3 separate regions of the Homo sapiens genome follow, and all the other regions are linked to region 3. A link is a contact called in ENCODE Hi-C data. All regions are on one chromosome and are shown on one strand. Each heading gives the region's core, a stretch centred on a gene start or an enhancer-like site at or near the end of the contact. The rest is flanking DNA. Distances are from core to core; before and after follow the strand shown. Region 1 has its middle 130 kb from the start of CHST15. Region 2 overlaps CTBP2 (C-terminal binding protein 2). Region 3 holds the start of LINC02930 (long intergenic non-protein coding RNA 2930).

The links. A loop is a pair of places that touch in the nucleus more often than their neighbours do. Pooled maps may share reads with other maps.
Region 1: a map with no recorded cell type shows a loop between it and region 3 (22-fold over the local background). The contact joins the enhancer-like site here to the promoter of LINC02930 in region 3. A Hi-C loop is called at or near these places in 5 of 37 single-sample maps with no recorded cell type and 2 of 50 pooled maps.
Region 2: a loop to region 3 is called in a pooled map, with 21 times the contacts of the local background. The contact joins the enhancer-like site here to the promoter of LINC02930 in region 3. A Hi-C loop is called at or near these places in 6 of 37 single-sample maps with no recorded cell type and 3 of 50 pooled maps.

Annotation. Positions count from the first base shown.
Region 1 is chr10:124,219,690-124,222,646 of GRCh38, reverse strand. No RefSeq gene overlaps it. Among named protein-coding and RNA genes, the nearest start is that of CHST15, 130 kb to the right of the region's middle. RefSeq lists enhancers at 875-1,054, 1,065-1,164. Within about 2 kb of position 1,591, at least 6 of the 41 ENCODE cell types and tissues checked have a DNase peak (open chromatin) inside an H3K27ac peak, as active enhancers do.
Region 2 is chr10:125,063,496-125,066,894 of GRCh38, reverse strand. The region is part of intron 2 of CTBP2 (C-terminal binding protein 2); the gene reads left to right. Among named protein-coding and RNA genes, the nearest start is that of MIR4296, 32 kb to the right of the region's middle. RefSeq lists an enhancer at 3,315-3,399. Within about 2 kb of position 2,019, at least 15 of the 41 ENCODE cell types and tissues checked have a DNase peak (open chromatin) inside an H3K27ac peak, as active enhancers do.
Region 3 is chr10:120,607,177-120,610,331 of GRCh38, reverse strand. It overlaps LINC02930 (long intergenic non-protein coding RNA 2930), which reads right to left and starts at 1,750. Exons shown (of 5, transcript XR_002957103.2): 1 at 1,559-1,750.

The sequences.
Region 1 (2,957 bases), core at 342-2,841, 3.6 Mb before region 3:
CGTCCATTCATGCAAATACCCTGACCCCATGAGGCTTCCCTTTGGGCCCTACACAGGGTGAATCTGTGAATCCCCCCCTTCCCTGGGCCACCTGGCCCTACGCTCAGGCCTCCCCACTGGACTGTGAGCAGCCTGAGGGCTGCTGGAACTGGGCCAACTCCTCCTCAAGGCTTGGTTGTGGTGCCCAGTGTGCAGGGACCCCGACAGACAAGGCGTGAGAGGCTGCATGAAATATACAAGAGACCGCGGTGCATCGCAGATGCTGATCTGTGTGTCTGTCCTGGGCTGTGAGCCCCTGAGGGGCAGAGACCCACTTCTCTGTATCTTGGAGTCCCTGCATCTTCTGACAGAAAGCAGGGGCTAAGAGATGCTGGTGAAAATGGACTTGAGTGGATGACTGGGGCTGTGAGGGTTGCTGGACACCGGGCATGCCTCGGCGGAGAGGTGGAGGGGACAGCGAGCGGCAGTCCCCCTGCCTGCGCGGTCGGATGTATGTTCACTCCTACAGAAACCACATCACCAAGGGGGCTCTGGGGTTGAAATTCCTGAAGGAAACCAGAGATTGTTTTACAAAAATACCCTTTCAAAAATAGCAGCTGTTTTTACTTTGCTTCTGAAAGGCGGCGGAGGGCAGCTTCCTGATTTGGAAAGACAAATGTTTGTGCAGCCTGGGGAGTGAGGGGCTGGGCGACGGGGGGCTCTGGCCAGGGGCCCAGGGGCCCCTTGTGTTTTGGGAGGAGTCCTAGGGGACCATGTAGGTGTGGACATCCGACTCAACGTGCAGCCCTGGCAGTGTGCGGTAACCAGTGACACGTAGAATACTTTTTAAAAAAGTCCTTTCTGACCACATCCTCTGACCCTCGCACCTGGAAACTGGAAGAGAAACAGGCCCCTTTTTAACTGTTAGGTTTCCCTGGTCAGAAATGACTCATCTCGTTCTTTCTGGAGACTTGGAAGTTAGAATGTATGGAAGGATGAATGAAGCGCTGCTGACTTTGGGGGCTCCTCGAGAGGGAATGCCATGGTCCCCAGAGAGTGACTTGGTTGGTGATAGGGCCATGTGGTTCCTCTCTCCTCAGTGAGGGAAGCCTCCTCCTCTCCCTCCCACTGGGTAGCCACATGGTTAAGAGAGCTCCAGGCTCTCACAAGCTGAGGTGTGAGTCCCAGTCCTATTACTTCCTAGCCGTGAGGTCTTGGTCAGGGATAACTTATGCCCCCGGCCTCATTTCCTTTATCTGTAAAGTGGAAATGACAAGCATCCTGGCCTGATAGGGTGCTTGCCAGGAGGACACAAACACAGGCCTGGAAATCGCTCATTTCACCTCCCAGCAGCCCTGTGGGATGGTTACTCTGATTTTCCCCATGGGGAGAATGAAGCTCAGAAGGTTATGCTGGAGAACCACTGTGGGGGGCTCCATTCGTCTCCGCAGCCCCAGGTCTTCACCGCCCTCCTGAAGCCAGCATGTGGCCCCTACGTCACAGGTGGGAATGGCAGCTCTGAGCAGCCCAGGACACACTTAGGGCTGTGTGTCCTGGCAAGGAGCTGGAAGGGAGCCCTCTCCTTGGCTGGGCTCTCCCACAGGCACGATTATGACCGCAGGTTCCGGGGCCTGCCCTTCCTTCCAGATGCGCAGGTGCCAGGCTCCACGTGGTCAGCGGCGCTCCTCCATGAGCAGGGGGCTGGAGTGGATACTTTTCCTTCTCTTTTCTGCCTCTTCCAAAGCTTCTGCCTCAGACTACACTATATTGTGGTTAGAAAAACAAAAACAATAAATGTCATTTAGAAAAAATAGCACTTGCTAAGCACTTTTGCTTTCTGTTTGTGTTTGGGACTCACAGAAGTCAGTTTGGCATGAGGCTGCTGGGACTTTGGTGGGGGCTTCAGGCCACCACGTGGTAGGTGGGAGCCCCTGGGCTGCAGAAGCTGGGTGCAGGGCTGGCAGAGGGCGGAAGGGGGCCTTCCCCATCATGGATACGATCTGCAGAGATCTGCAGGGATCGAGCCTGCAGGGACCGAGAGGCACCCATGCCTCAGCAGGGAGTCAGGCGGGAAGCTCAGCATTTGTGTCTGTAATCCAGCTCCTTCTCTCCACTGTTTTTCTGGAATTATTCCCACCTCCTCCACTTTGTCTTTAGGGACACTGCTTCATCTCATCCCCTACTTCTGTTGGGGCTACTAAGTATAAAACCTTAACTCCTTGGTCAGAGATTGGGACATTTGACCTAACTCTTTTGCTTCTGTGGATATTTTGACCCCAAAGTCATTTTGAATGTCAGCATTTTAACCAGAATTACCCAACAGTGATGAGTTTTCATCTAGAAAGTATCAGAATTCCAGCGGGGACCCCATTAAGCTGATGTAATCCCTCTATCAATTTTCTATACAGCGCAGTTAAGCCATTCCTGATGTTTCCATTTCCATTTTGCTGAAATTATTTTCATAGGGATCAATTTTTTTTTTTTTTGCATTTAGAATCTTACAGCAGAGATTTGCTTCTTAAATCACTTTTCGTCCATATCAAACTACTAATCGCAGCTTCTACCATCACGAGCGGCCACGGGTTCCATCCAGTACTGTTTTCCTGGGTGAAGTCATAATTGGTGTTGTTTGAGTTGATGCATAAGGAAATAGCAATTTCTGTAAGGCAGGGAGATGGCGGGGGAGAAAGAGTGGAGGAGGGGCAGAGAGAAGGAGCAGGCGTCCCAGAGGGGGACAGGGAGGAGGACAGAAGGGTCCCTGGGCAGAAATTGGGTGGCCACTGACTGGAAGGATGCAGGAGGAGGGAGCAAAGGTCAAAGTGCCCACTTGGCCACAGGATCATCGCATGGCACCATCCTGGTCAAAGACTGCCCTCCTCCCCCTGTTCTGGTTCAGGGCATACTAGCCGGCACCAATGGGGCGGTGTGTTGTGACTAGGTACGTGGGATGGAAGATGAGACTAAGGGCCCACAGGCCA
Region 2 (3,399 bases), core at 770-3,269, 4.5 Mb before region 3:
GAGATAGGAAGAGGCACGTCGCACACACTGGGCTTCCCTGGAGACTTCTGGATTCTCGAGTTCACCCTGAGGCATTTACTGATCGACACATGGGCTAGTTCCTTTTTTGTTACATTTTAAAATTCTGGTGAGGTCGTTCCATTTATGGATAAGAAACCCCCAGGTGTGAAGGGCTCAGGTGATGTACCCAGAGTCACACAGCTCACGAGTCAGTGGCAGGACTGGAGATTACACTGAAGGTTGGTGCACTGTGCTCCCTGGCTTCTGTGCAGGTGTCACCCTCCTCCACCAGGCAGACTTTGAGTCGTGCAAACAGAAAAGATGCTGCCCACACTTCAGGGCCATGCTTCCAGTCCCCGTGAGCTACCCCCAGCAGGCTCCTGTACGAAACATGACAGCACTTTCTAGGGTGCTTGGCCGTGCCTGCTTCCCCCGTTACATCTGCGCACCCTGCTTGCCTTCCGTTCCTGCCCTGCACTCACCTAGCATGGTGCATGCACCTGACTGCTTAGAAGGCACGGGACGTTCTGACTTGATGTTTTCCCGATTTCTCGCTGGTCCTGATGTTGGTAGCTCCATGTGACACAAAGCATTGAGTCTCTGGCTCTGCTGGGGTTAGGATTTGGGATGTGGCTTGGTAGAGGGGTGGCTGCCTGTGCCTAGCCATCGCCATGTTAACAGAAGCTGTGATGTAGGGGCTCATAGCTCACATCCCTCAGCCAAGAGCCACTGGTCACTCAGACGTTGTCCTGGGTGTTAGGACATCAGCCTGAGCATTAGAGGGAGTTCACCATCAAGAAGATGACGGCTTTTTTTTTTTGGCTAGAGTGCCATGGCACAATCAGGGCTCACTGTAACCTCTGCCTTCTGGGCTCAAGCGATCCTCCCACCTCAGCCACCTGGGTAGCTGGGATTACAGGCGCATGCCACCAAGCCAGGCTAATTTTTGTATTTTTCTTAGGACAGGGTTTCGCCATGTTGCCCAGGCTGGTCTCAAGCTATCCTAGGCTCAAGCTATCCGCCCACCTCAGCCTCCCAAAGTGTTGGGATTATAGGTGAGAGTCACCACACCCAGCCGATGATGGCATTTTTCTGATAGACTGGAAAGCCAGCTGAATGAAATAGCTAGAAGAGGACAGTGACCCTCAGCTTCTTCATATGGAGCACGAATGGATGTAAATTTAGTGGGATTTCTTTTCCACTGGGGCTGGCCACAAGAGCTGGCAGTGTGCTCCTACAGTGAGTCCCTCCTCTAACTTTACCTCCCACTTTCTCCCTCCGGCCCCCTTAGCTCTCAGCTCAGAGACCCACAAAAACAAATCCTGGGGAGCTGACTGCGCAGGATGTGGACTTGGTATTTCCCTGATACTGGCATTTGTTAGCCGGATCCTGCCTCTTCCCTTCGCCACCTCGCCTTCCCCAAAGCCCCTGCGGGCTTTGCTCTTCCTTCCCTTTATTTTGCTGAAGTTGACAGTCAGGTATGAGCTGCATTAAAATGTTGACTCATCCTTGGGTTGTTTTCAATTTTTTAAAAAGTGCACATTGAGAAAAGCACAGATTCATGTGTGCAGCACAGGAAATCATCACAAAGAGAACAAGGCTCTTGTTGGGGGCATTTGAGTTCAAGCAGAGTGCCCCAGTTGCAAGACTTCCATTTGGATCTGATGATGGCTGGACCTCCCTGGAAAGACTGGAACCTGAAGAGCCCAGTCAAAGAACAGTCTGTCAAGCAGCCCCTCCGCAACCACAGTTTTTGTGCAGAGTGGTTTGGGGAGCCCATGGAATGGGGACAGTACGATGTATTTTCTAGTGGCAAACATTTCATCATCAAGTGAGAGTTTCTTTGCTGGGCATTTCCTGTTCTGTGTGAAACAGTTGTGGTTACCTGTGGGTGTGTTTCAGATAATCATTAGAGCATATTCTCTGCTCGTTAAGCAGTAAAACCAGTGAGGTGGGGAAGCTTGTGAAACTGAAATCCCAAATATGCAAAACTTGGCAAGAAAGTAGAGAAGAGCCAGACCAGCTCTGAGCTAAGTCACCAAACCAGAAAGGTTTCATTCTTTGTCTTTTCTTCCTCTGTCTTTAACCACAAGCCTTGGGCTGAATCCCCACATCTCACTACACAGTCAGGGAAGCAGGGTCAAGGCTGACTGGGGACACTGGCGTGGCGGGAATGGGTGAAGTCTCCTGGGTGGATAGTCACCTCTCTGCCTTTTTTGAAACTAAACTTCTCTGATTTTTATTTCAAGTTGTCCTGAAGAACATGATTCTAAAACAGATTCAGAGCACGCACTCTGACTATAAATAGAACATAAGGCAAACTTGGACAATGGATTGTGGCACTTTTTTTTCATGTACCTGAAATTCTTAGAGTTGGGGCTCTCTTCCCTTGAGAAGTAGAACTGCTATTCTTCGGAGACCGATGGGTGACCTCAGCATTGTCCTCACCAAGAACGCTGTTTCCCCAGGGATTGCACCCCTCCCACCACAGTTATTTTTCTCTGAAGGCCTGAGTTTGGAAGAAGTACTTGCCTGTTCCCGTAATTATGGAAACCGGAAGGTAACTTACCTGTTTGTGCCTGGCCTAATTCAGATTAGAAAAAGATCAATCCATTGTTGTCTAATGGACAGGGGACAAATGATGAAGAAAACAGAAATAGCCCATAAAATGATAGGGATGTCCCGGCTCCCAGGCAAACTCTGGTGAAAACCGAGGAGACTATGGTGTTCCCTGAGGTATTCACCATCTAACTGTCTTCCACACCATATATATAAGCTGTTTATAAATTCTTTGTCCTGGCCAAAAATACAAAACCTACTGGCAGTGATTTATTTTTTTAATGCATTTTAAATAACTGGATTCCTATGTGGAATTGGAGTTGGATAATTAAATTACGATGGCCTCTAAAGTTGGGGTGCGGGGGGTTGAGGGCTTCAGCAGAGAGCACCCCTGGAAGGTGGCACTGCAGCCTGGGGGTGGGGGAAAACCGTGCCTGATGGAGTTGCTGCAGGGGTCCCTACACGGGGTGTCCACCCTTCTTGCCCAGACACCCTGTGGCTTTGAGAATCGCTGTGACATAGCCACGGGAGAGCTGTGTCTGCTTAATGCTTTTGTTTACTTTGGAAGTTTGTCCTACATGAATGAATTCGCAAAACTTACATTCCCCGTAAAGCTGTCACTGAGAGAAAACACAGCAATAACTCAGGTGATGTAGTTAAACCACCATTGAGTTTGCGCCATCCATGAGCTGATAAATCGTACAGCTTCATTTGGTAGGAATCAGCAATTTTATGTGGCAATTAATTTTTACTACTGTAGGGGAGCCAGAGGATGAGCATTTTACTTCGGTTTTGTGTGTGTTGAGAGAAACTTAACGGTTTTGCCACAGCAAGAAAGGA
Region 3 (3,155 bases), core at 501-3,000:
AGCCACTCCCAACGACCTGTCAAATCCCGAGTGTCCTTTTCTCTAGCCAACGATGCTGCAATAGAATTCTGACTCTCTGGGTTTCTTTTTCTTTTTTGCTCTCATTATTTCTCTGATTAAGAGAAATTTTCCTCCATTCTTCCTTCCTTCCTCTTATTTTCTTCTTTCCTTCCTCCCGCCTCCCTTTCCCTATCTCTCTCTTCCTGTTACAAAACATATACAATTTAAAAACATTGTTCAGAAACACCATCACATGCCTCCACAAGTCTCTGCAGTCTCTTTGGTAGTACTAGACCCAGATCTGGTCCTCATAAGCATTGCTTTCTTGCTCCATAAAAAGAAAATCTCAGGTCCTATTTGTCTGTGAAATCATGGTAAAAAGTTATCTTTGGGGTCTTATTTTTCCCAGAATGCCAATACTGGTCTACTGAACCTAGACCTCATCTTTCCATTTCGTGACACAACTGCTTTCTTCTGAGCACAAAATGGAGCTGAGAGTCAAGACAATTACGCGATTACATTCAGATGACAAACTTTTTGGTCTTAGCATTTGATAGAAGAAAAAATATTTTATTAACATAAAACTTGCTGATGGGTATCCAAAGCCTCCACTTCATCACACACAGTGCAGACATGGCCTTTGAGTGCACACCAAGCTTAGTAACCTCCTTGCTCACTAAACTGTGGTGCTTCTCTTTTCACAAACATAAGCTGGGATCTTAGCAATTCCCCATCTGTCCACAGGTGAATATGTTATTTGAGAGAGGAGGCAGCTGCTACAACTCTTCATGGAAAACCAACATTGTAATTGCAAAAATAATTTGCAAATGATATTTCATGTGTTGCATTATTGCTTGTGATACTGATGGTTTATTAACCTACTTTCTTCTTATTTCTATGGGAAAACACAAAGACCTCATTTTTCCCTCAGATCACGTCAAAGTTAGGATGGATTTAAATGTACATTTATTTATTTATATACAGATATTCAGATAAGTTGGACAGCCACATCCCTACATTTTCTAAAATGACATAATGGGCATCAATAACAGGGTAAAATTGTGGCTCTGAGCCATCAGACAGAAACTGACGTTGCAGCCCAGCTGTGTGTACACAAACACTCAGGCTGATGAAGGAAGGCCACGGAATTCAAACCAGCACATCTTGCTGCTTTGCATTCAGCCTGCATCACCCGGGACAGAAAAACAGTGTGCTAATGAGAGAAAAAGTTGAACAACATAGAGTTCCTCTTTACAGGTTCCTAACATTATCTGGACAAACTGAGTGTTAGAGCTGGCCCGAGGGCTGATGGTGAGCAAGGGAACCGTCCAGGAGCAAATGAAACTGTCACGAAGGAAATGCCAGGCTCAGATAGACCCCACTCAGGAGGAAGGAAACCAGTGAGAAGGGAGGAAGGGGACCCCATCTCTGTTTCAGGACTTGGACTCATGGTTACTGTCCCTTGCTAAGAGCAATGTCCATTCTGTTCAGTCACGTGGGATGCAAACTCTAAACAAACCTTGATGAAGAGGAAAAGAGAATGCATTGGCTCAAGTACCTGAAAAGCCCAGGGCAGGGCTGGTTTCGGGCTTGGCTGGATTCAGAACCCAAGTGATTTCAGGAGTTCACTCCCTCCATGTTTTGCCTCTGATTCCTCTGCCTGGGATCCACCCAGAAGCACCTTCTGCAGTAAGATTGCTGGAGCTGTCCAGGTTCCCCATTCCATCCTCACAGCAACTCTAGCCAAAAGAGAGTTTCTCTTTTTCAGTGGTTTCCATTGAAACCATAGAACTGAGTCTCAGTAGCTCTGATTGGTCAGCTGTGGGCCACATGTTCATCCCTTAACCAATCACTATGGTCAGAGAGATATGGTATTCTCATTGGCCAGGCAGGGTCACATGCTCATCTCTGAAGCTGAGGTGGGGTCAGCCCCACATTGATCACTTGAACAGGGGAAGACTGAATCGTTATCAAAGAAGAGTTGAATTCTATCAAGGGGCCAGGAGTGTAGGACAGCAAACAAAAACAGGTAACCACCTCAGGTTAAAAAACTGCCTGAAGGGAGGGGTCACGGTTTACAGATGGCAAGGAAATCCTAGATACAATGCTAAATAGTGGCTTCATTAGTCATCATCCCACTTGTATCCATGCAGGCTAACAGATTCTGTCATGGATTAGGGCTCTGCTCTTACCAGCCATCATTCTGACCATGCCCACTGTTGAGGACTATGGCTCCCAAGTTGGTCTTGCCATGAGATTTTAAAAGCATGAAATTATCAAGGACAATTAGAATGAATTTGTCTTCATCATCAGCCAGTCAGAAGTTTTGAGAACTAATAATGCTTAAAATCTATAGTGATCGCCTTTAATTATTCTTTCAGCCTGTAAGTTTTCACGTTTTCTTGGCTGACTTTTAATAATGAAACCTGCTGACTTTTAATAGTGAAACCACTGTTCTGACTCATTATTTATATCAGGTGTGTTTCCAATGTGAACTTATAAAGTGGTAGACATTTCTTGGTTATTTTATGTTTTGTTAAAAGTATCAGGGATCATTATGTCTAAGTTTGTTAATTACGTTGATACTTCTCCCAAGGGTTCCATTACTCTCAATGTCAGACAACTGGGAGAAGTTGTTCTGAAAGTCATAGACAGCAGACAAGAGCCTTTTAACTGATGTATTCATTTCTTTAAGAGGCCATGAACTGGCAGTGTCTTCTCTCTGGAATCTCTGTTAGTCATTCCTACTGACTCATAGCAATTCGCTCTCTGAGCAGAAGTTCCCATGAGAGAAGACCCCACTAGATGGTGATGTCAACTGATGGAAGAATTTTGGATGATGTTTACAAAGCAAGGAGGTCTTGTGAGTCTCACCAGCAGGCCAGTGTCAAGTGGAAGAGGCCAGGCCTGGCTGTTGGCCATAGGCTTGGCTGGAATTGGCAAAGGTGCCATTTTAACTTCCACACCCTGCTCATGGCTACCCACTCTACTCCTAACCAAGCTATTTATACCACAAATGCCTGACTACAGATATGGGGACATAAGTGAATGAGAGAGAAAAAGAACGAGAATGGGAAGCATTTTCCCACTTGTGCCATTACAACTGGTCAGGTCCCCAAGCATTCACTTGTTGTCTTCTCTGAGTCTGACAGCCA